Regions from separate parts of the Homo sapiens genome. Here region 2 is linked to region 1. A link is a loop called in an ENCODE intact Hi-C map of the cell type or tissue named here. Cell type or tissue: heart left ventricle. All regions are shown on one strand. Each heading gives the region's core, and the rest is flanking DNA. Links, peaks and the distances in the headings are about the cores only. Region 1 has its middle 360 kb from the start of CBLB. Region 2 holds the start of LOC105374027 (a long non-coding RNA gene).

Region 1 (10,667 bases), core at 975-8,974:
TGAAATTTTTTTGTGTGTGTGTCTCTGCCAGGTTTTTGTATCAAGATGATGCTGGCCTCATAAAATGAGTTAGGGAGGAGTCCCTCTTTTTCTATTGTTTGGAATAGTTTCAGAAGGAATGGTACCAGCTCCTCTTTGTACCTGTGGTAGAATTCGGCTGTGAGTCTGTCACATCCTGGGCTTTTTTTTTTTGGTTGATAGGCTATTACTTACTGCCTCAATTTCAGAACTTGTTATTGGTCTATTCAGGGATTTGACTTCTTCCTGGTTTAGTCTCGGGAGGGTGTATGTGTCCAGAAATTTATCCATTTCTTGTAGATTTTCTAGTTTATTTGTGTAGAGGTGTTTATACTATTCACTGATGATAGTTTGTATTGCTGTGGGATCAGTGGTGATATCCCCTTTATCATTTTTTATTGCATCTATTTGATTCTTCTCTCTTTTCTTTATTAGTCTGGATAGGGGTCTATCTATTTTGTTAATCTTTTCAAAAAACCACCTCGTGTATTCATTGATTTTTTTGAAGGGTTTTTCATGACTCTATTTCCATCAGTTCTGCTCTGATCTTAGTCATTTCCTGTCTTCTGTTAGCTTTTGAATTTGTTTGTTCTTGCTTCTCTAGTTCTTTTAATTGTTAGGGTGTTGATTTTAGATCTTTCTCGCTTTCTCCTGTGGGCATTTGGTGCTATTAATTTCCCTCTAAACACTGCTTTAGCTGTGTCCCAGGGATTCTGGTACATTGTGTCTTTGTTCTCATTGGTTTCAAAGAACTTATTTATTTCTGCCTTAATTTCGTTATTTACCCAGTAGTCATTCAGGAGCAGGTTGTTCAGCTTCCATGTAGTTGTGCAGTTTTGAGTGAGTTTCTTAATCCTGAGTTCTAATTTGATTGCTCTGTAGTCTGAGAAACTGTTATGATTTCCATTCTTTTGCATTTGCTGAGGAGTGTTTTATATCCAATTATGTGTTCAATTTTAGAACAAGTGCAGTGCAGTACTGAGAAGAATGTATATTCTGTTGATTTGGGGTGGAGAGTTCTGTAGATGTCTACTAGGTCCACTTGGTCCAGAGCTGAGTTCAAATCCTGAATATCCTTGTTAATTTTCTGTCTCATTGATCTGTCTAATATTGACAGTGATGTGTTAAAATCTCCTCCTGTTATTGTGTGGGGGTCTAAGTCTCTTTGTAAGTCTCTAAGAACTTGCTTTCTGAATCTGGGTGCTCCTCTATTGGGTGCATATATATTTAGGATAGTTAGCTCTTCTTGTTGCATCAATCCCTTTACCATTACGTATTGCACATCTTTGTCTCTTGTGATCTTTGTTGGTTTAAAATCTGTTTTATCAGTGACTGGGATTGCAACCCCTGATTTTTTTTGCCTTCCATTTGCTTGGTAAATCTTCCTCCATCTTTTATTTTGAGCCTATGTGTGTCTTTGCAGGTGAGATGGGTCTCCCGAATACAGCACACTGACGGGTCTTGACTCTATCCAATTTTCCAGTCTGTGCCTTTTAACTCATTTAGCTCATTTACATTTAAGGTTAATATTGTTACGTGTCAATTTGTTCCTGTTATTATGATGCTATCTGGTTATTTTGCCCATTAGTTGATGCAGTTTCTTCATAGTGTTGATGGTATTTACATTTTGGTTTGTTTTTGCAGTGGCTGGTAATGGTTTTTCCTTTCCATATTTAGTGCTTCCTTCAGGAGCTCTTGTAAGGCAGGTCTGGTGGTACCAAAATCCCTCAGCATTTCCTTGTTTGTATTTCTTCTTCACTTATGAAGCTTAGTTTGGCTGAATATGAAATTCTGGGTTGAAAATTCTTTTCTTCAAGGATTTTGAATATTGGCCCCCACTCTCTTCTGGCTTGTAGGGTTTCTGGAGAGAGATCCGCTGTTAGTCTGATGGGCTTCCCTTTGTGGTTAACCTGATCTTTCTCTCTGGCTGCCCATAACAATTTTCCTTCATTTCCACCTTGGTGAATCTGATGATTATGTCTCTTGGGGTTGCTCTTCTAAAGGAATATCTTTGTGGTGTTCTTTGTATTTCCTGACTTTGAACGTTGGCCTGTCTTTCTAGGTTGGGGAAGATCTCATGGATAATATCCTGAAGTGTGTTTTCCAACTTGGTTCCTTTCTCCCCATCACTTTCAGGTACAGCAATCAAACATATGTTTGTTCTTTTCATGTAGTCTCATATTTCTTGGAGGCTTTGTTCGTTCCTTTTTATGTTTTTTTGCTCTAATCTTGTCTTCATGCTTTATTTGATTAAGTTGAGCTTCAAACTCTGATATCCTTTCTTCCGCTTGATTGATTCGGCTATGGATACTTGTGTATGCTTCACGAAGTTCTTGTGCTGTGTTTTTCAGCTCCATCAGGTCATTTATGTTCTTCTCTAAACTGGTAATTCTAGGTAGCAATTCCTCTAACCTTTTATCAAGGTTCTTAGCTTCCTTGCATTGGGTTAGAACATGCTCCTTTAGCTCAGTGGAGTTTGTTATCACCCACCTTCTGAAGCCTACTTCTGTCAATTCATCAAACTCATTCTCTGTCCTGTTTTGTTCCCTTGTTGGTGAGGAGTTGTGATCTTCTGGAGGAGAAGAGGCATTCTGGTTTTTGGAATTTTCAGCCTTATTGCGCTGGTTTTTCCTCACCTCCGTGGATTTAGCTACCTTTGGTCTTTGATGTTGGTGACCTTTGGGTGAGGTTTTGTGTGGACATCCTTTTTGTTGATGTTGATACTATTCCTTCCTGTTTGTTAGTTTTCCTTCTGACTGTCAGGCTTCTCTTCTGCAGGTCTGCTGGAGTTTGCTGGGGATCCACCCCAGACTCTGTTTGTCTGCATATCGCCAGTGGAGGCTACAGAATAGCAAAGATTGCTGCCTGCTCCTTCCTCTGGAAGCTTCGTCCCAGAGGGGGACCTGCCAGATGCCAGCTGGAGCTGTTTTGTATAAGGTGTCTGTCGACCTCTGCTGGGAGGTGTCTCCTTGTCAGGAGGCACGGGGGTCAGGGACCCACTTGAGGAGGCAGTCTGTCCCTTAGCAGAGGTTGAGCACTGTGCTGGGAGATCTGCTAGATCTGCTGCTCTCTTCAGAGCTGGCAGGCAGGAACGTTTAATTCTGCTGAAGCTGTGCCCACACCCCAAACTTTTGCCTTTTTAAGAATTAGTTATCTGATAGATTTTTTTAACAATTGTTTTATATTTTTATTATTTACATAACAACTGTATTGAGATATGAGTTACGTACCATATAATTCACCAATTTAAAATATATGGTTTTAATGAGAACACATGGACACATGGAGGGAACAACACACACTGGGGCCTGTAGGGTGGTAGGGTGGGGGGATGGAGAGCATCAGGATAAATAGCTAATGCATGCTGGGATTAATACCTAGGTGATAGGTTGATAGGTGCAGGAAACCATGGCACTTGTTTACCTATGTAGCAAGCCTGCACATCCTGCACATGTAACCTGGAACTTAAAATAAAATTAAAATTAAAAAAAATAAAGTGTATGTTTCAATGGTTTTTAAAATAATCAAAGCTGTGCAACCATCACTACTATTAGGGATCGAATTGTTTCTTCCAAAATTCAAATGGTGAACTCTTAACCTCCAGTATCTCAAATGTGCCCTTATTTGGAAATAGTCTTTACAAAGATAATCAAGTTAAAGTGAGGTAATTAGAGTGGGCCCTAATCCAATATAACTGGTGTTCTTACAAAAAGGGAAAATTTGAACACAGATAAATTCATAGATGGAAGAAGATATGAAGGGACCAAGGGAAAAAATGGACCTCAACAAGCCAAGGATGGAGGCCTAGAACAGATTTTTCCATCAGAGAACTTCAGAAGGATCTAGCCCTACTGACACATTGATCTAAGAGTTCTGGCCTTCAGAATTATCAGACAATAATTTTCTGTTGTTTAAGCCATCCAGTATGTGGTACATTTTTACAGCAGCCCTAACAAACTCATATATCTACAATTATTTTGTAACATTTGTATGCTCCCTCCCCAAAATACCATATACCCATTAGCTGTCACTCCAGATTTTCCCCCAAACCCTCTTACCCTGAGACACAGACAACTTTCCATCTACTTTCTGTCTCTGTAGATTTGCTTATTCTGAAAATGTTCATGTTGAAATTATTGAGAACTGCCCAAATGTTCTCCACATTGGCTGCACCACTTGATATTTCTAACAGCTATGTATGATAGTTCCAATTTTTTCACTTCCTCACCAATGCTTGTTATATCCATCTCTTTGATTATAGTCATCCTAGTGTGTGTGAAGTAGGATCTCCTTGTTAACTTGCATTTCCCTGAAGGTTAATAATGATGAGTATCTTCTCATGTGCTTTTTGATCGTATTTATATTGTTTTTGAAGACATGTCTACTCTACATTAAATTGCCTTTTCACCTCTGCTGAGAATCAATTTACCAAATGTGTGTGGGATTATTACTGAACTCATTCTTCTGTTCCATTAATCTATTTGTGTATTTCAATGCAATGACTGCATGGCCTTTACCTAGTTGTTGATTTGATGCCAATACAACACCTACTTGATGAGGGCCAAGATTAAAGTGAGGCAATAGGCTGCCCAGGGCACAACATTTAAGGAGGTATTCACTCTCAGGTTTGAGCAGGTGCCAGCATATGGATGAACCCTCCTTCAAATGTTGTGCCATAGGCAGCTTGCCTGCCTCATCTAACCTTGGCCCTGGCTTGACTGCTGTAGATTCTAAAAGCTTGAAGTCCTCCAACTTTGTGCTTCTTTTTCAAATTTGTTTTGGTTTCTCTGAGTCCTTTAAATTTCCATATAAATTTTAGAAAAAGCTTGTCAATTTTTAAAACAAAATACCTGCTGGGATTTTGAATGGGATTATATTGACTCTACAGATTAATTTGGGGAAAATGGACATTTTAACAATATCCCATCATCTGATTTGTGAATTTAGGTCTTCTTACTTTAGATATACAAGTGTACAGATGTTGATTTTTAGTATATTGATCTGAATTCTACAACCTGAATAAATTCATTTATTACTTATAGTAGGTTTTTTGAGGATTTTTATGGTGAATTCAATAGGACTTTCTACACTGACAATAGGGTCATGAAAAAAACTTTTTAAAAATAGTTTTACCTCCTCTTTCCAAACGTGAATGCCATTTATTTATTTATTTATTTATTTATTTATTTATTTTCTGTATTGCACTAACTGGAGCTACCTTAATCCTGTTGAATAGAAATGGTGAAAGCAGAAATATTTATCTTGTTTCTAATCTTCAGGGAAGAATATTTAATTTTTCACTATTAATTATGATTTTAGCTGTAGTTTTTCATAGGTGTACTTTATTTGGTTCAAAAACAAGTATCTCTAAGTCTTAGTCTGCTGAGTGCTTTTATCAAGAATGAATGTTGGATAATGTTCATAGATTTTTTTTCTATATCTCTTGAGATACCATATGGTTTCCTTTTTAAAAAAATATTAATAGGATAAATTACTTTGATTTATTTTTAATGTTAAACACCATTTGTATTCCTTGGCTAATTGCCTTGGTCAAGATGTATTATCTTTCAAAATGCTTTTTGATAAAACTAAAAAAGAGTCCAAGAGCTAAAGGAATCCTAAATAAGAAGAACAAAGCTGGAGACATCACATTACCTGGCTTCAAACTATACTATAAGGCTATAATAACCGAAACAGTATGGTACTGGTACAAAAACAGACACATAGACCAGTGGAACAGAATAGAGAACCCAGAAGTAAGCTGAAACCAATCTGGTCTTCAACAAAGTCAACAAAAATAAGCAAAGGAGAAAACACTTTCTGTTTAATAAACAGTACTGGAATAACTGGCAAGCCATATGTAGAAGAATGAAACCAGGCCCCTACTTTTCACTGTGTACAAATATCAACTCAAGATGGATTAAATAATTAAAGAAAAGACCTCAAATTGTAAAAGTTCTAGAAAAAAAACTAGGAAATACCCTTCTGAACATTGACCTTGGCAAAAAAATTATGACTAAGTCCTCAAAAAAATAGCAACAAAACCAAAAATTAGTAAGTGGGACCTAATTAAACTAAAGAGATTCTGCACAGCAAAAGAAACTATCAACAGAGTAAACAGACAACCCAAAGAATGAGAGAAAATCTTTGCAAACTTTGTATCTGACAAAGGTCTCATATCCAGAATCTACAAGGAACTTAATTCAATACTTAAAAAAAAATGACCCCATTAAAAAGTGAGCACAGGACATTAATAAACACTTCTTCAAAGATGACATACAAGTAATCAACAAACATGAAAAAATGCTCAACATCACTAATCATCAGAAATGCGGTTCAAAACCACAGTGAAATACCGTCTCACACCAGTCAGAATGACTATTATTAAAAAAAAAAAAACCAAAAAATGACAGGTGCTGACAAGAATATGACAAAAAGAGAATGCTTATATACTGTTGGTGGGAATGTAAATAAGAGTTGCTGGCAATGCTGCGGAGAAAAGGAAATGCTTGTATACTGTTGGTGGGAGTATACTGTTGGCTGGAATGTAAAGTTCAGCCACTGTGCAGAGCAGTTTAGAGATTTATTAAAGAACTAAAACCAGAAATATTATTCAACCCAGCAGTCCTATTACTGGGTATACCCAAAAGAAAATAAATCTTTCTACAAAATACACATGCATTCACATATTCATCACAGCACTATTCACAATAGCAAAGACAGAAAATCAGCCCAGATGCCCATCAATGGGGGATTGAATAAAGAAAACGTGATAATTATACACCATGAAATACTACACAGCCTTAAAAAAGCACAAAATCATGTCCTTTGCAGCCACAATGTGAATGCAGCTGGAGGCCATCATCCTATGCGAATTAACATAGGAACAGAAAACCAAACACCACGTTATCACTTATAAATGGCAACTAGACATTAGGTACCTATAGACATAAAGACGAGAAAAATAGACACTGAGAACTACTGGGGGGTGGGCAAAGAGGGTAAGGGCTAAAAAACAACCTATTGGGTACTATGTTCATTACCTGAATGATGGGATAATTTGTATAACAAACCTACCCGTGTACTCCCTGAATCTAAAATAAAAGTTGAAATTATTAGAAATTAAAAAAAATAAATGAATACAATATTTTCTGAACATGATTTAAGTTTGCAAAGTTAAATTTGTATCTGTGTTTATGACATAATTTGTTTGTAGTTTTATTTTCTTATTATGATAATGCTGGCCCTTAATATAAATTGGCATGTATCTATTTTTTTATGCAATAGAAAAATTTTAGTGAGTTTATATTATTCTTTTTTCCTTAAATGTTTGACAGCATTATAAACAAAGCCATCTTGTCCTAGAACTTTCTGTGGCTCACAGTTTTGAGTTCAGCTGAATATTGTAGGGGCACTCCCTCTGAAAATCACAAGAGTTCTCTTTATATGTAGTTCTCTTTTCTCAAGAACTCTTCTCTAAAATGCTGCCCCCAAAATCCCAGCTGCCTGGGCTTCTCTGATTCTTGGAACCCTCAGTTCCATTCAAAGAATCACCAGGTTCTGCCTGAGTTCGTCTTCCTTGTTCTGTGGCTTTGAACTTCTCTCCACCCAGTAAGACAGTAAATCACAGGGCTCGCATGTTTGTTTCCTATCTCTCATGGATCACTGTCTCTTCTTGACTGATACCAATATCCCAACTGTTGTCTCATATATGTTGGCTGGTTTTTAGTTGTTTTAAAAATGAGGGTTTCTTTGGTCCATGTTTTTTAATCTTGGCTAGAAATAGAAGTATAAAATATGCTATTAAGTTAAAAAAGCAGCATCCAAACTATGTATATAGTATATATATACAATATACATATATCTATATGGAGAAAAAAGCTTAAAAGTTCAGCACCAAAATGTTTGTGATATTTGTTTTCAAGTATCAACTTTGCATATTTTCCCTTTTTTACTATTTTCTAAAGTTTTTTATGGAGACTATGTATTGATTCCATAAGAAAAATAAACCATCAATGTTACAGTAATAGAAAAATAGAATTAAATTAGGCACCTAGAAATGAACACAATTTCGAATATGGAATTTTCAGTGAAGGATAATGTAGGACAATTATTTTTCCCATTTATTCATATTTCTATGAATGGAAGCCTGAGATTGTGTCTAATTTTTTAATAGCAAAAATATTTCATCATTGACTTATTTGGAGCTCACAGTCAACAAAAACTCCCATATCTTTTCTAAGGAATTGCTTTCCAGCCCATTGTTTTTTTTTGGTTTTTTTTTTTTTTTTTGCTCTCATTCCTTTTTATTATTCGAGAAAATTTTAAGCATCTTCTATACAATTACCACATTACAATCATTTGATAAAAATAAAATCCAATTAAAATGAAACAACATATGCCTGCACATAAAGAGCCAAATAATTACAAAATTAATTAACCTTGCTCTACATACTTCTCTATAGTGACAATTACTTTCATACATTTTAGCCGATTCTTTAGATATTGCCTCCATATTAAAACACCCACACAATTATATTGCTTTTTGATTTTATAGTTTTAGCGATTACTTACTGTGGGAAGCAGAATTCCTATATGGCACTCATGATTCCTGACCCCTAGCATCCACACCCTTGTGTGTCCCCTTTCCTTTTGAGTTGGGAGGGATGTGGAACTTGCTTCTAACCAACAGAATATGGCAAGGTTTATGGAACATCACTCCTTGAGTTTGTTACATTATATGGCAAAAGTGAGGGGATTTTGCAGATGTAATTAACGCTCCTATTGAGTGATCCTTGTTATCCAAAAGGAAGATTGTCCTAGGTGGGCCTGGCCTAATCAGAAAGGCCTTTTAAAGGAAAGTCTAGAAGCAAGTGACTGGAGCACTTCTCTCTCTCTCTCTCTTCGTGTGTGTGTGTGTGTGTGTGTGTGTGTATTATGTGCATGCATGCTGGATTTGAAAAATCAAGTTGTCTTGAATTCTGTAGCTGCAAGAACATGAATTCTGTCAACAACTTGAGGGATCTTAGAAGTGGATCCTTCCATTCTCATTCTTTAGATAAGAATGCATCACAGTGAATATCTTGATTGCAGCTTTGCGAGACTCTGAGCAGAGGTCCCAGCTTAGTTTCTAACTTCTGACAGAAACTACACAATAATAAATAGGTGTCATGGTATTTTTGTTGAGAAATTTGGTAAGTTATGCAAAAATGGCAGGTGTGTGGTAATTTCATATGCAACAACAGAAAACTACTTCCTTTACGAAATAGCTATCTTTCACCCTTCATTACCACTTCCATCACTGCTCCCACCACCACATAGAAACACTCCTAATCCTCCTATCCTTTGAAGATAGATGTGTGTTAATTTGGGAGTAGATCAGTATTAGTGTTTATATAATATTGATTATGAAATATTATTTATAACTAAACCATGGAACACAGTATGTTCTTTAATACTTGTCATAGTTTTGCTTCCTTAGTTTTTAATGTAGTAGTTGCTAATTCAGCCTGAAACTCTCCTCCAATTTGTTTAAATATTCTCTCAAAATAGTTACATACATTAGATATTTTAATAGTTTCTTCTGTTTGAAGAAATATCTTCTAGATCCCTGTGACTGCTTTAACCTGGACTAAGTGACTTCTGTTTGCCTGATGCTATCTTCTGTGGATCACTTCACTTCATTTCCTGAATTAAATGTCTTTCTTTTTTGTTTCTTTATGCCCTAGTTTTGATATAGCAAGTCTGCCACTAACTTCCTGAGAAAAAATATCTGGAAAGTTTTTTTGTTTGTCTTTTTAAAAAAGCTTATGTGTCAGAAAATATTTTATCTACACTTAACTGACGATTTGGCTGAGATTAGAATTCCAAGCTGAAAATCATTTTCTCCTCAAAATTTTGAAGTAATCATAGCAATATCTTCTCACTTCTGGTATTACCGTTGTGAAGTTAACTTTGTTCAAATTGTCACATTTTTATATAAATTCCATTTTGGTTGCCAGTGTAAAAGCTTTTTAAATCTTCTCTTTGTCATTGGTGTTCACTCATTGTGTAGGAACTTGCTGTATGCTTTCAATCAGAGCACATGCTAAACAATTCTGGGAAATTTTCCTGATGTCTTCTTTTGATAATTTTCTCTTTTTTGATTCTCTCTTCTCTGGAACTCCTATTTGGACATTAAGATGTGATAAATTTTTTTTTTAACCTTTCCCATCTTCTTTTATTTCTTGTACTCTTACCTTTCTTTCTGGCAACTTTTCTTCACCGTTATTTTCCAAGCTTGGGCTTTGTGATTCATTTACCAAATACTTAATTCTTAGAAACTCCTTCTGTGTTCTCTGAATTCTTTTTTTAGAGCATCCTGTTCTTGTGTTGTGGTCTTCATTACTTTCAATATATATATTTTTAATTTATGTTCATAGGTTGATTTTGCTGAAGTTCCAGAATTCTAACCACTCATCTCAAAAAGACTGGTATTATCATACACCATCCATTCTCTCCCTTTGGGATTAGAACTGTACTATGTATCACATTAGGGGCATTCTCCTAAAATGATGATGACCAGTAAGCCAACCTGCTTTTAGAGGAGACTACAGCTTAATTTTTTATTTCATGACTTATTCACAAGATAGATGACCTGGTACAAACTG
Region 2 (10,667 bases), core at 1,832-9,831, 51 kb before region 1:
GTGAAATTTCCGTTTCCACTTTTTTAAATGAAGGACTCTCTTTAGTTCAATATATATTTCCAGTGTGGTTAAAGTGAATACTTTAATACCATTTTAAAGGAAAAATCAAGAATCTTTGCTATTCTGCTTCATAAAGAATTCACAAAGGGATCAACTTAGAGAAAATAAAGATTAAATAATCGTGGCTGGGGTTAGTGCCAGGAAAATGGGTCACTTATGAATACATACACAGTCACTCATTCAACAAATATAGACAGACCCTGCTATTTGTAAATTAAATTATATAGCTCCCTCAATTGCCTATATTTTAATGGGATGGGAGAATACAAACAACTGTCATTTTACATAATAATAGAAAACGATTGTAGGAAAAATACTGAAAGGAAATGACAATATAGTGTATGATTAAAAGTACCAACTAGATGTTCATAGGGAAAGTTATGACAGAGGAAATCATGATTTAATTGGACCCTAGAAAACAACAAGGAATTGGATTAGAGGAGCAAAGGTCTTTGAGTTTTCTTTCCTATTTAAGATGAGGACAAAACAAACAAAAGAGCATGTGTATGAATGGCAAGTTTTAGGGGAGAATAACAAGATAATTCCAGTCAGAATAGAGTCTATAAAAAGAGAAGCATGGAAGACAAAGTTGGAAGAAATTTTGGGAAAAAACCCTTTGTGCCAGGTGAAGAAAGTTGTTTGGATTTTAGACAAAATGGCATAATGAAGGCAAGTTGGAGTAAGAGAAAAAGCAGAAGTTTTGAAGTAAGAGAAACTTGGACTTGGATCCCAACTCTCTATTTCTTCTTTATAAAAGAAGATAATATTATCATATAAGTTTATTAAGAATATTAAGTATAATAATATATATAAAGTAGCTGAGCCATATAAACCCTGACATATGTTAAACATCATGCCACTCTTCCATTTTATTCTCTATGTAGTTGAGTGTTATAAAAATTTTTGAGTGGGCTAATGACTTGATAAAGAGTGTTTTAGGAAGATAAATTTGATCAGCAATTTGCAGGAGGTGTTGGAGGAAAAGAAGTTAGCTACACATCATTTTATAGGGTAGAGAGTATGAATCCCCATAAAACAATGTATGCATAATAAAGTTCTTCTGGGGATGGATACATAAGCTTTTGATTATTGAATAAGTCTGTGACTTCCAAAAAGGTGAAAATTCCTGTGTGTATTATAGAAGATGCTACACTATGAAGGACTAAGGAAGAGAAGCGGAACACAATAAAAAGATGTAATTATTGTATACCCCAATTAAAGGAGAAGTTGAAAATGATACTGAAAACTTTAATCATTTTGCAGAGAATATCATGATATTTCCAGAGAGGAGATGGTCAGTCTGGAACATGTTGATTTTCAGGTTGTCAGAATTGCTAAATAAAACCCTACTAGACCGCATTTTGCACAGATTTAGGATGTATGTCTGGGTTGGAGAGAAATATAGTTTAAGGCAGTTTTTCTCAGATTGTACTTCTGCTCCAAGGCAGGAGGCCAGGCAGTACATAAAGCCATAAGATATAATGACATAGCTTTTGAGAGCACATTCCAAGATATGAAAAAACTGTTTTAAAATTTTTGCAATTAAGACAAATTGTTATGCCCTCATACAGTGAAGTGTTATGAAATAGAAAATAAAGTCTACAAACATTTTTAAGATTAAACACAGGATGGGATAAATCTGCACTAATTCACTATTGCTGTCAGAAGTAATTCAGATAAAAGTTGTGAGAAAACTGCCAAAGAAAGATTGTGAAAATAAAGCAAGCAGAGGGGCAAGGACTAGGCCTTCAGTACAACCAGAGTTAGAAGATTGAAGGAAGAAGATTCAATTAAGGAGAACTTGTCAAAAAGGCAAGTAGACGTACTATAAAAACTAAGTGTCAGAAACCTGGAAAAGAAAGAGTTTTGAGAACAGATCATCAACAGTGTCAAATGCAGCAGCAGAGCTGCATAAAATGAAGAGTTAAAATCTCTTTAAGGTTATAATGTTCAGGTTGTATGTAAGGATGCTTGGATCATGTTCTAGAATATAAGATTTAATGCAGAAAATTTCCTACTTGTAGCAAGCCTTCCAGAGATGAATAATCAATCATAAATGTGAATCCCTTAGGCAGATCATTTATTTTAAGTGCTTTTTACTCTCCTCATCACAGCAGCATGCAGCATCCTTTACTCAAATCTTAGAATCCGTCAGTCTCATCCACTTCAGACTCAATTAGAAGTTGAATATTGTGGAGAATGGAATAATTTATAATATCAAAACTTAGCACTTTAGGAATAATGATGGGACGAATCCATTTTTGTTGTTGTTACAGGAGCAGCTCAAATACTCAGAGCTTTATTATCCAGCCTCCTGCATTAGTCAAAATGAGAAAAAAACCACATATATGCACGCGCGCGCGCGCACACACACACACACACACACACACACACACACCACAAACGAGAAGTCTATTATTATTGTTACTATTGCTGTTGTTAGAGAAGAAAAACAATACATATCACTCTTATTTTTTTAAAGCTGCTATAACTTCAGATATGCAGCAAAAGCATTCTTGGAAGCCACTGCGTCGGATGAAAATATTCATAATATATTCAGTCTGCTGAACCCTCAAGCCATTTCTCCAAAGAAGTACAAATAGTACATGAACAAGCATTCAGTCAGTGGGGGGATAGGGGAAAAGAGCAAGCACTAAACTAGAAGTCAGGGCCTGCTTCCACTGTTCTTTGTGATTTGTGCCAGTGGCCTTCGTTTATAAATTTCAGTTGGTCTGCCTATAAAGTGGTGAGGACAATATCTCTCCAACCCAGTTTACCACTCTGGGCCTAAGCATGATCATTCACAATAGACAGACAATTACATCTTTCTTCACAAATGTACCATAAGGATTATACTTGATAACATCTGTAAATGTGCTTAGCATTTGGTAAGCATTCAATGGGATGAGTTTGAGTTCTTTCCATCGTTCTCTTCCTCCTTAGGGATTCTTTGAAACAACCAAATGACATAAGCCACTATACTTTAAGCATTCATATAACATAAATATGAGAGGCAAGGAGGGAGGGAGAGAGAGAGAGAGAGAGCGAGAGCGAGAGCGCATGTGTGAGAGATATTGAGAGAAAGACATTGAGAAAGAAATGCATCTTATAGGAGATTAAAAACTGCAGAGAGGCTTGGGTTGGAAGATAGCCTAGAGGCAGATAGTGAATAGTAACAAAATCTGGTAATTCTGCAGTTCTAGAAATGGGTATGATATTAGTATTAGGAGAATGAATTTCATCTTTAAAAAGATCTCATGGTCTGTGAGATTGAGACAGTCATCATTATAAGACCTTTTAGAGACCCTCCTTTTAAAGACCCTCCTTAAAGACCTTGAGATGCTTTCCATTGCTTATAAGCCACCTAGCCTGTGGTACTTTCTTATAGCAGCCCAAGCTGACTAAGACATAGGGCTATAATTTCCCTTTAAATAACATTGTAAGAGGACATTTATGCAAGAGTACTCTGGGTTTTTTGCCAAGCACTCTAGTACAATTGCTGTCAAATATGGGGACTCTGACCCACAGGTTTAAAGAGCATAAAATAATATTTAACCATTGTATGTGCAATGCATACTCATATTTTCCATTTTAAATGGTTTTCTCGGCCTGTTAATGAGTCAATCTGCACTTGCAAAAAAAAAAAAAAAAAAAAACCACAGCAAAAACCTCAAAGTTTTTGGTAGTTCCTTTTATATATTAATACTGAGAACAATGGTATAAGGTATGAACACTATTTTTATAAAAACTATTTATTAATCAGTGTCTATTTCAGGGGTTACTTTGATACCTGCTCTATTTAATTTATATAATTAAATATATATTTCTTACTAAAGATAGAGTGTGTCAGTTAGTATGACAGTATTTCTTGCAGCGGCTCAGATTTAACATCCTCACCAACGTAGGTCATTTGTTATGAGAGTGCTTTTGCTGCATATTTGAAGTTGTAGTAGCTTAAAAATATGTCAAGTAACAAAGATGGATATGTACAAAAAAATCTCCATTCAGGGAAAAACAAGCAAAAACCTCCGAATGTGTACTTTGGGTTTATTATGCAAAAAGAGGGGTCATTACACGAGGCTCTGGTTTAGAGTTCCCTTAACTTCAGTGGTCTATGTCTATTATCTGAATTAGTTTATGGTAGCTAATTAAAATATTTTTGAAATGAATTGAAATTGAAGGTTTTTTTGTTGTTATGAGGATTCTCAGGTAGTTTGTAAAACTCTCTCTATAGAGAATATTTTAATCTAATTTAGGGGTTCTGGTACTGATGAGTGGAAGACACAAACCACTAAACACAAATGAGAAATTATGTAATCCTAGTGAGCAACATTAACATAAGAAAAATAATACCACATAGCCATGTGAAATAACATACTTTATTGTGTGCTTACAAAGGAATTGGAGCTGTGGGTCAAGTGACACTTCATCCCTGATTTTCCTGATCATTATAATTTAAATATTTTGTCCATTTATCAGATTATTTTCAGAGTGTGCACTCTAAGTTTTGTGTGAAGAAAATCGGCTTGATATTTTTGGGTTTATAAGAGTAGAAGCATTTGCTCTTTATTTACTATTTAAGCAAACTTGCGGATTAAGTAAAGCAAAAAGTAATGTTGAATTAAAAGAAGGAGAAAGCTTGGAGTGCATGACCAGAGCGCTAATTAAAATAGTGAAGTAGGTAGATTTTGTCCTGAGACTCATTCTTCTTCCATTTTAGTGCCCCTTGCACACCTTGCAGAAAAGTCTGAACCTGCAGTCCTACCAGTGCAGACTCTGAAATGAAGGAAACTTGTGTTAGAATTCAAAGGTGATTGCTTAGTAGCCACTTAACTTGAATTTAGCATGGAGTTGCCAGATGCACAATGGTAGAGCTAATTAAATTTGAATTTCAGAATAATGACAAAAGAAACAACAAATAATTTATTTCATGTAAGTTTGTCCCAACTATTGCATGGGACATCCTTACACTAAGCAATTATTCATTGTTTATTTGAAGTTCTAACTTAACTGAGTGCACTGTTATTCATCTGGCAACTCTATTTAAATTTTAGATTACTGATGAAAAACTAAATAAATTCATATAAATATAATTTTAATGATGAAAAATAAATAATTTCCTACATATATGTTCCAAGTATTGCATAGGACATACTTATACTAAACAATGACTCATTGTTTATGAGAAATTCAAATTTAACTAGGCATCCTATATTTTTACTTGGTAAATCTGACAACTGTTCACCTATCATGATCCCTGGCACATGATAGAAGATACCAAATATCTCCAGAAGCAGAAAGTGGTAACGGAAACAGCAAAGACTTTTGCAAATTGATATTGATGCAAATTCTGCTTTTACCAGAATTTTATTTTGGACAAAATTTACCAGAATTTTATTTTGGACAAAATTTTAAAAAGATCTTAGTCTGACCTTCTTGGGGCTGTGTCCCGTAATCTGAAGCTCTACTTTCTCCTCACCATGAAAATTACTTGACTTTCAACTGGTTCTTGCCTTGGAAATTAACACATTTACATGATAATTGAAGACTTTAAGATCCCTCCATGTAAACTCACAGAAATGAAGTACTTTCCCAGTCTCACCTTTTTAGTAGCTTATTATCTACTCCACCTATTATACTTTTGGAATAAGCCTAGGAGAAGAACCCTCTTCACAATACCTGCCTTTTTCTAAATGTGTAGTCAAGGGAAAATCCCTTGGATTACTGTTGAGGATGGGCAAGAGCACAATAAATTACCTTTAGTACTAACATGCCTACCATTTACATAATGCTGGGCATCCAGAGATCTGAAAAGTTAGGCAGTTTACATAGTAACTTTGGTTTTCATTATAATTTGCTCAATGATCTACATGGTATGTTCCACAGGTTGTCCCTCATTAACAATGCATAGATGGATAAGGTGTGCAAAATTGCAGCAAAGGCAGTGCTTTTGTTTTCACGAGTCCCTGCTCATGCATCTGTGATGCATTGCCTGGGATGAATGTGTCTCAGATTTATTCTGAAGCAACTTGTACCTTCAGCATTCCCTAGAAGTGACAGAAGGGGTTTAAATCTGTTAAGTGTGTACTCCATTCCACACTGCCATAAAAGGCAATGCAGTTTGGGAATTTATTGTCCAACTAGTCCCCTAGCACTCTAGCATAATGGGGTGGTTCCCATCCTGTGGGCATCCCCAGGTGACCACTTTCTAGCTTGTCAAGTACAAGCATTAAATTGATTACTTAATATGTTGGCTTTATATGGTAAATACTCATATTTCTAGACTTTATAATGAAACTGTAGGCAACATGTATAACTGATATACAAATGTATGCTTTGTCACATAAATTTATAACAATCTTACAAGATATCTTTATTATCAACATTTTGCAAATGAGAGAAATCAAAGCAGAGAGAGGTTATATAACTTATCCAGGATCTCACAGTTAAGAAGTGATGGAGCCAGTTTCAACTCAGGAAAACTGAATTTTGAATCTATATTCTTTCTTTTTTTTTTTTTTTTAGATAAAGTCTCCCTCTGTCACCCAGGCTGGAGTGCAATGGCGTGATCTCAGCTCACTGCAACCTCTGCCTCCCACGTTTAAGCGATTCTCCTGCCTCAGCCTCCTGAGTAGCTGGGATTACAGGCGCACACCACCATGCCCGGCTAATTTTTGTATTTTTAGTATAGATGAGGTTTCACCATGTTGACCAGGCTGGTCTCAAACTCCTGACCTCACAAGATCCACCCTCCTTGGCCTCCCAAAGTGCTGGGATTACAGGCATGAGCCACCGTGCCCAGCCCAAATCTATATTCTTAACTCCTAAGTAATGGTTTTGGGTGATATAGTATAATACATGGCAATAATAAAACCATCTCCTTGTGCAAGTATCAATTCCTTGGAATGAAGTCATTATATGCAGAAAGTTGTATCTTTATTTGTAATGGGACCTAAGCCAGAGAATTTCATTTTGAGAGACACTATTTATCACCTCAGGCTAAGACTTAGCTGGATGCTTCTGCTAAATGTCAGTGATTCAATTCATATTCCAAAAGAGGTTTTATTCAGTCACTATATTGGATTTGTTTTCAAAGCCATACTTCTACTTGCAAGCTAAGTTTTTGTCTGGTTGGTTGGTTGGTCGATTGCTTACAAAGGGAACAACATAGAGAATACTTCAATGTTAAAATATTTTAGGACTAATCATAGAAATGTGATTTGAAAGGCTGAGATAAAACATCCAAAAGAAATACATCTTATTTATGGGTCTGAGCCCTTAAATTCTCACTGCGATTTGCAAAAGTTATTGAGCAAGGAGGTTTAAATAATTTTTAAGTGTGTTTTTAAAAAAAAGTCTGTGCTACTAGAAAGAAAAAGAAAACAACTGTTCTTGCTATCATACATTACATGGTTAAAGGGGCACCTCCCTTAACTGACTGGAGGAAGTTAGCTGTTGGTTTCAAAATCACTCTTTCCAGAAAAGCAGGGTGTGTGACTCAGATTTCCACCCGAAGGTGGTCCTTGAGAGAAGGTCTTAGATGTTTAGAAGAGGTTATGTTACATTCTTTGGTATCACTTATTATTTCCTTCAGGCAAACCACATGTCAGAGGACTTCAATCTGAAAATGACGTGAGTTACATGGGTTCCTTCCTCTTCGTTTTTTAAAGGTCCTCTTGTCTTTCTGTTTTCATGTGTGCTCTTCACTGGCAGCTTTCTATAAACAAATGCACTTATCAGAATAAAAGAGTCATTTCACTTCTCTAGGGAGAGATTTTTATATCCATCTTTTGAAGAGATGAGATGAAACGTAGTTTGAAATTGAATGTATACAAATTAGTGTATAGATCTCCACATTTTAAAAGACCCTGAGTGGTCAAAATGATGAAACAAATGAGAAAGAAAAATAAGAGGACAAGAACTAACATTAATTGGAAACCCAGTGTGTATCTCACAACCTTATAGGTATTTTGCACACAGCATTTAATTTGATCCTCCTATTAAGGATTAAATAGACATTTTATCTCCATGTTATTGATGAGGCAACTGAAGTGTGGACATATGAAAATAACTTCTACCAAATTATGCATGTTATATAAATAGATAGACCAGTAGAGGAAATAAAAACAAAAACTCAGGATCTGTGATTCCTATACTACTACTCCAGGAACACAGGCATAGCATTGAGTGCTAAAGAGTCTAAAAATGGCTGACAAAATGGAAAACCTCCAAAGTCCTAGAATATGGATGTTTAAAAATCTTTATTTCTAAAAATAGTCTCAAAGTTTATGTTCCAATAAGAGTTTGGCATCTATAAAAGACAAATTTAGTTAGAAAAGTATGCCATTGACCCTCAAGGAGACGTTTTTCTCTAGAAGGATTTTGTATTATGGTTCTCTAGAAGGACAGACCTAATAGAATATATGTATATATGAAATGGAGTTTATTAAGGAGAATTGACTCAGACAATCACAAGGTAAATGCCCACGATAGGCCATCTGCATGTTGAGGAGCAAGGAAGCCCAGTGGTGGATCAGTCCAAGTCCCCAAATCTCAAAAGCCAGGAAGCCGACAGTGCAGCCTTTAAGTCTCTGGTGAAAGGCCTGAGAGCCCCTGGCAAGCAGCTGGTGTAAGTCCAAGAGTCCAAAAGCTGGAGAACTTGGAGTCTGATGTTCGAGGGCAGGAGGTATCCAGCACAGGAGAAAGATGAAGGCCGGACGACTCGGCAAGTCTGTTCTTCCATCTTCTCCTGTCTCCTTTATTCTGGCTGCACTGGCAGCTGATTAGATGGTGCCCACCCATACTGAGGGTGAGTGTGCCTCTCCCAGTCCACTGACACAAATGTTAATCTCCTTTGGCAACACCGTCACAGACACACCCAGGAACAGTTCTTTTCATCCTTCAATCTAATCAAGTTGACACTGAATATTAACCATCACAGATTTTATACATACTTAGGGTCAAGTGTTAAGCATTTTGTTTCAACTATAAGATATATGCTTGGAAATTAGTTTGGCTGACACTGGAATTTAGGTATTATATTAAGCTCAGAGCCTTTTGGATTGTAACCCATTTGGCATTATATCATGTTTTATAATTATGTGTTTTTTTTCTCCTCCCCAGAACCACAGTTTCCTATTAGACAAGAAGTGACAGGTTACCGTAATCCAGGTAGGAGTTGCCTGTCAATATGATATTTTTTCAATAGCATTTACTGAAACATACAAGATTTAGGTATGCCCTAATTGTTGTGGGATTTTCAAAATGTGTCATATTCTATGGGAATCAAGCCGTTTAATTCATTAATTCATTAAATTAATATTTATTTATTAAATGCTTAAGTGACCTAGAGTTGTAGAAGGCACTAAAGATATAATGGCAAACAAATGCAGTTTATTGGGGGAGACAGTAACTAATAAGCAATAATTGTAAAGCTGCAATTGTTTTAAGTGCTAAAGTATATGGTACTCTGAGGTAGCATAATAGGAAAATTAATGCATGCAGGAAGATTGGGAAAGGGAAATGATCTGAAGTCTGTAGGATGAATAGGAGTAAATTGGGACTAAAGGGGAGGAAAGAGGGTTCGGTCCTCTGAATATCCTGGCTGGGTGATGGTGATGCTGAGGGAAGAAGCCAAGGAGCACACTGAGCTGGGGTGTGCTCATGGGTAAACATGGTAAACAAGGTCAGGCCAGGACTAGGGACGGGGAGGAGATTGTGAGATGTTAGGAGGAAAATTAAAGGATTTCAAAGCTGAGGGAGGATAGGGAATCAGAAAAGGACAGGAGTAACACAATCAGATTTGTGTGGAAAAGATTGCAAAGATTTTTCTAGGTGTAGTGGGGCAAATGCATGAGCAGGGATAAGGATGGATGACAGTGGGTCGATCACTTATGAGCCATTTACAGCAGTCCAGTCCTAGGGGTACTTGTAACCTGTTTCAGGTGGTAGTGAGGATGGAGGTGTAGATAGGAGAACAGAGTGGAGAGATGTGTCTGAATTTTTTATGAACAGACATTGGTGATGAATTACATATGGAAAGATGGGAAGGGAAGAAGACTTGTTTAGGATGACTCTGGTTTCTTATTCTCTATGTTCCTCATTTTTTTTTTTCAAAATGAACCAAACAGGGTTGAGAGTGAAGGAAGATGCTGGGTCCAGTTTTGTACATATTGGGATTAAGGTACCTTACAGATATCTAAATAATGATGTCCTATATACTTTGACATCAGTCCATGGTCCTTAAGCCTCATGCTGTAATCTATTTGTCTTCTAATTGTATTTGTATTTTATCAAATACATAAACATTCCTAATTAACTTAGCAAAATAATTACCTTCAGTTTGTGTGACTTAAACCTTATGCTTCCCAAGTGAAGGCATTGCTTCTTAAATGTTTCCCCCAAAACAATTTAACTTAAGGAAGTGAGCAAATTCTATTATTAAGAAATACAGATTGCAGATGACAGCTATAATGTAATCCAAGCAGATCAGAGGTCTCAAAGCCATGAAACTTGGTTATATTAATAGGAAAGCAAACTGCATTTTCCCTTGTATTAGGATGAGTCTTTATTCTAATTAGGGGAAGTTATCTAAAATCCACATATTT

The links. Hi-C counts contacts between places; a loop is a spot of excess contacts. Peaks named below come from ENCODE experiments on the same cell type or tissue, not always from the same donor. Only the 100,000 strongest peaks of a DNase experiment are listed, where the experiment ranks them.
Region 2: it touches region 1 in a loop (2.3-fold over the local background); 2 of 110 quality-filtered maps call a loop at or near these places.

The regions. Positions count from the first base shown.
Region 1 is chr3:106,220,862-106,231,528 of GRCh38, forward strand. No RefSeq gene overlaps it. Among named protein-coding and RNA genes, the nearest start is that of CBLB, 360 kb to the left of the region's middle. In heart left ventricle, for the core only: no CTCF peak of the experiment used is centred there; no DNase peak of the experiment used is centred there.
Region 2 is chr3:106,169,318-106,179,984 of GRCh38, forward strand. It overlaps LOC105374027 (a long non-coding RNA gene), which reads left to right and starts at 7,530. Exons shown (of 3, transcript XR_924311.3): 1 at 7,530-7,692; 2 at 9,184-9,231. RefSeq lists enhancers at 1-137, 7,715-7,814. In heart left ventricle, for the core only: no CTCF peak of the experiment used is centred there; no DNase peak of the experiment used is centred there; H3K4me3 peaks cover 270 bases.